Linked DNA regions of Homo sapiens: region 2 is linked to region 1. A link is an interaction called in ENCODE POLR2A ChIA-PET data of the cell type or tissue named here. Cell type or tissue: MCF 10A. All regions are shown on one strand.

The links. Peaks named below come from ENCODE experiments on the same cell type or tissue, not always from the same donor. Only the 100,000 strongest peaks of a DNase experiment are listed, where the experiment ranks them.
Region 2: POLR2A ChIA-PET joins it to region 1 with 6 read pairs; 3 of 35 experiments call an interaction of 5 or more read pairs at or near these places.

What each region holds. Positions count from the first base shown.
Region 1 is chr22:31,060,177-31,062,676 of GRCh38, forward strand. It overlaps the pseudogene RN7SL633P. Among named protein-coding and RNA genes, the nearest start is that of SMTN, 20 kb to the right of the region's middle. In MCF 10A, no CTCF peak of the experiment used is centred here; a DNase peak (open chromatin) is centred at 1,155.
Region 2 is chr22:31,336,288-31,338,787 of GRCh38, forward strand. The region is part of intron 2 of PATZ1 (POZ/BTB and AT hook containing zinc finger 1); the gene reads right to left. PIK3IP1-DT (PIK3IP1 divergent transcript) reads left to right here. Exons shown (of 2, transcript NR_110542.1): 2 at 1,381-1,734. Among named protein-coding and RNA genes, the nearest start is that of PIK3IP1-DT, 2.2 kb to the left of the region's middle. RefSeq lists an enhancer at 2,192-2,500. In MCF 10A, no CTCF peak of the experiment used is centred here; a DNase peak (open chromatin) is centred at 1,104.

The sequences.
Region 1 (2,500 bases):
GCCCAAGATGAAAATGGAGCAGGTCAAAACTGTGCTGATCAGTGGTGGGATTGTGACTGTGAATAGCCACTGCATTCCACCCTAGACAACATAGTGAGACTCTGTCTCTAAAAGTAAATAAATAGGCTGTGCGCAGTGGGCTCACGCCTGTAATCCCAGCACTTTAGGAGGCCAAGGCAGGCGGATCACTTGAGGTCAGGAGTTCAAGACCAGCCTGGCCGATATGGCGAAACCCTGTCTTTACTAAGAATATAAAAATTAGCTGGTCATGATGTCATGTGCCTGTGGTCCCAGCTACTCAGGAGGCTAAGGCAGGAGAATCACTTGAACCCGGGAGGCAGAGGTTGCAGTGAGCTGAGATCACATCACTGCACTGCAGCCTGGGCAATGAGTGAGACCCTATCTCAAAAAAAAAATTAATTAAATTAAATTTAAAAATGTAAATAAATAAGTAAATAAATAAATAAAAGCTGTGGGTTCAAATCCTGCTCAACAACCAATAGCTGTGTGCCTGGCCTACATATCACCTATCAGAGCCTTTGTTTTCTTTATTTGTAAAAACAACAACAAAAATGGCGGTAAAAACAAGCACCATTACTGAGTTGGTTATGTACAAGCCTCTGCTAAGCACCTTACCTGCATTATCTTATTTAATTGTCATCACAATAAACAAGTATTATTATTGTCCTCCTGAAACAAAATACATGAGAACGGTGTCTCTCATCCATGCTGCCGTAATTTCTAACCCAAGCCGCTGCTCATGCAGTCCCATCTACCTGGAGTGTATCTCTTTTTTTTTTGAGACGGAGTCTTGCTCTGTCTCCAGCTGGAGTGCAGTGGTGCAATCTTTGCTCACTGCAGCCTCTGCCTCCCGGGTTCCAGAGATTCTCCTGCCTCAACCTCCCGAGTAGCTGGGATTACAGGCAAGTGCCACCACACCTGGCTAATTTTTGTATTTTTAATAGAGTCGGGGTTTCGCCATGTTGGCCAGGCTGGTCTCAAACTCCTGTCTTCAGATGAGCCACCTACTTCAGCCTCCCAAAGTGCTAGGATTACAGGCATGAGCCACTGCACCCAGCCTGTAACCAACTCTTATGCAACCTTCAGTGTTCAGTGTAAGGTATCCAAAAAGTTACTTCCTGACTGTGAGACCTGGATTTCCAAATGAGGAAGCTGAGTCACACAGGGTGAGATCACATTCAAGTAAGAGACAGAGCTAGAGACCGGGTGCAGTGGCTCACACCTGTAATCCCAGCACTTTGGGAGGCTGAGGTGGGTGGATCACCTGAGCTCGCGAGTTCGAGACCAGCCTGATCAACATGGAGAAACCCTGTCTCTACTAAAAGTACAAAATTAGCTGGGCATGGTGGCGCATGCCTGTAATCCCAGCTACTCGGGAGGCCGAGGCAGGAGAATCGCTTGAACCTGGGAAGTGGATCCCATCTACTCGGGAGGCTGAGGCAGGAGAATCGCTTGACCCCAGAAGGTGGAGGTTGCCGTGAGCCGAGATCACGCCACTGCACTTTACCCTGGGCAACAAGAGTGAAACTCCGTCTCAAAAAAAAAAAAAAAAAAGACAGAGCTAGGAAGTGCTTACAACTTCCTCACGCTTACCTACATTTCAATTTCTGTTATTGAATCTTTTCCCCCTCAGATATACCCTATCAGCTTCTATTTTTATTTTTATTTTTATTTTTTGTGATGGAGTCTTGCTCTGTCGCTCAGGCTGGAGTGCAGTGGTGTGATCTTGGCTCACTGTAGCCTCCACCTCCCAGGTTCAAGTGATTCTTCTACCTCAGCCTCCTGAGTAGCTGGAATTACAGGCGGATGCAACCACACCGGGCTAATTTTTGTATTTTTAGTAGAGACGGGGTTTCACCATGTTGGCCGGGCTGGTCTGGAACTCCTGACCTCAAGTGATCCACCCGCCTCAGCTTCCCAAAGTGCTGGGATTACAGGCATGAACCACCACACCCGGCCCCTAGCAGCTTCTATAAAACAACACTGGGCACCTGTCCCATCCCCTGCTGCCTCCTTCAGCTCCAAATTGCCACCAAAGCCTTATTCAACCCTTTGCAACAGCCCTGTGCAAAAGGTAGGCTAGATATCATCCCCATGTCACAGACGGGGAAACTGAGGCTCAGAGAAATGAAGCAAGTTGCTTGAGGCCTTGCAACCAGCAAGAGGAGAAACCATAGGTGGACAACAGTGCTGTCTGACTCCCACCCCAGTGCTGTTTCCCCACCACAGCGAGCTGACCCTCGACCCCTCAACCTTCCCAGATGGGAGACTTCACCTCAACTCTCACACCTACACAGGTGATTAGGATTAAAGAGAAAATCAACATGAGATCAATTTGAAAGGAAGGGCCCTGCAGGACTAATAGGGTATTTTGCAAATAAGTAAAAAAATAAAAATAAAAAGTAAGCCTCCTTGAAAAATCGTAAAAGAACTGGGGGAATGAATAAGCTGTAACTGTTCTAAATCAGATCGTATTCCT
Region 2 (2,500 bases), 280 kb after region 1:
TCCCTGGGTTTCCCCTAGTTTTATACAAAGAATTATATTTGTTCATTTTATTCAAAAGTGACATTAGTCTTGGCCAGGGAAATGGAAAGGAAAGGCAGGACAAAGTGCAGAGATAATTATTCGTAATATTTTCACGAGTTTGAATTGAAAAAGCAGCCCATTAAATGATAGTGGCAATTCTGACGACATGAGAATTAGCAGACAGCAAGGGCCAGAGGCTTCAAAAGTGTCTGTGGGCCGGGTGCGGTGGCTCATGCTTGTAATCCCAGCGCTTTGGGAGGCCGAGATGGGTGGATCACCTGAGGTCAGGAGTTCAAGACCAGCCTGGCCAACATGGTGAAACCCCATCTCTATTAAAAATATAAAAAATTAGCCGGGTGTGGTGGCAGACTCCCGTAATCCCAGCTACTTGGGAGGCTGAGGCAGGAGAATCACTTGAACCTGGGAGGTAGAGGTTGCAGTGAGCCAAGATCGTGTCACTGCACTCCAGCCTGGGCAACAAGTCAAGACTTCCTCTCAAAAAAAAAAAAAAAAAAAAAAATCCGGGCGCGGTGGCTCACACCTGTAATCCCAGCACTTTGGGAGGCTGAGGCGGGCGGATCACGAAGTCAGGAGATCAAGACCATCCTGGCTAACACGGTGAAACTCGGTCTCTACTAAAAACACAAAAAAATTAACCAGGCATGGTGGCAGGTGCCTGTAGTCCCAGCTACTCGGGAGGCTGAGGCGGGAGAATGGCATAAACCCGGGAGGCAGAGCTTGCAGTGAGCCGAGATCACACCACTGCACTCCAGCCTGGGCAACAGAGCAAGACTCCGTCTCAAAAAAAAAAAGCATTTGTGAAACGTTAAGCTGGGGAAGTGCTGGTGACAGCAAGGATGATGATACTACCCTGTATTGATTAAGCATTCATTGTGTGCCAGGCAGGCACGGTGCTCAGCCTTTTAGAGGCACTTATCTCATGCAACCCATCCTGACAGCAGCCCTCCGAGGCAAGCTGTGTGATCACCCTCCAAGACAGCGTGGCTTTGGAAAGCTGTGGTGTGAGCTGAGCACCAACTCACAGCCAGGCCCCCGGGGTTGGATGAGTCAGGAGCTGAAGGTCAGAACCAGCACCCTGGAAGGAGGACTCAGGTTGGCAGGCACTTCCTGTACCTGAGCACCTGACTTAGTACCAGTGATCAGTCTCCTCACAACATCCCTTCCTCAGCTGGAGCTTACAAAGGCATTCCAGCTGTGGGGGTCATAGAATATTGGGAAAGCCCTGAGAAGAGCTGAATCCGTTGGCTTTCAAGCTATTTTGGTTCCAGGGAGGTGTTTCATGGGTTCTAGTCAATTTTGACTCATTTCTTTTGTGTGTGTGTGTGTTTACTGTTTTAGAACTGTAAGAGAAAGCAACATTCACCTTTGTGTCACAGATCAAATGGTAACCCACTGAAGACCACCCCATTACCTTGTGCTAGAACGGAACTGCCTCTGCCATCTCTCTTTAACAGAAGCACATCCTGAGAACCTGAGAGCTCAAGGTAAGTGGCTGAACACTGTCAACACATACAGACATCTAACTGTCTCCTTACTGTACAGCCATAGCAAGAAACAAACGCATGCAATGCTGTCAAGGTAGAAGACACCACTGTTTACTACCCCAGTCCCAAATATCTGTGTACGTTAGCACAGCCTACCTAGCTCTTCTGTCATTGTCTTTTTAAGTAAACATTATACATTTGAACTGAATTTGTAGCAATGACATACTGCTTTTATCTGTTTTATATATTCAGTGTATTCATATCATAAATGAGGAAACCTTCAGAAGGTGAACTTGCTTAAAACACAAGACTCAGCTACTAAAGAAAGTCTAGCACACCCACCCCCACCACACCCAGGCCAGTACTTTACCAATCCTCCTGGACACCCTGGGGGATTCTGATCTCTCCCAGTTTACAGCTGGGCCAGTGGAGGCCGTGAGAGGATATGAGACAGCTGGACTAAGAACCAGTCCCAGAGCCTGTGCTCTTACCATCTCCAGATTCAGGAGAGGGAGCTTCTGCTGAGTGAAAGGTGCTCATACTTTATAACACAGTGTACAGTACTTGGCAGCCAGGACTCCCAAAAGGGAAAGGTGAACAGATTTGTGCAAGGAAATTCCAGCATGTAGGAAGTCAGAAAGCACCATGGATGCTTGCTCTCATGGCCACATGTGGGCCCCACGTCAGCCAGGGACCTCATGACCCAGTGACAGGCCACAGTAGGAGAAAAAAACTCCTAACCTCTACACAGCCCAGCAGTCTCTAAACCAGAGCAGGGGCTGCATAAACACCCCCGGGAAAGAGAGGTACACCTGTTGATTTATTTGGGGACAAGAGCTAGCTTTGCCAGGCAGCGACCCAAAGACCACCCCTCCAATGGTGAGAGAGGGTGTGTTCTAAGCCTCAGAACTCAAAGGAACCAACATGGATCAGGTGTAAGAAAACAGGGCTGAGGCCAGGCGCAGTGGCTCACA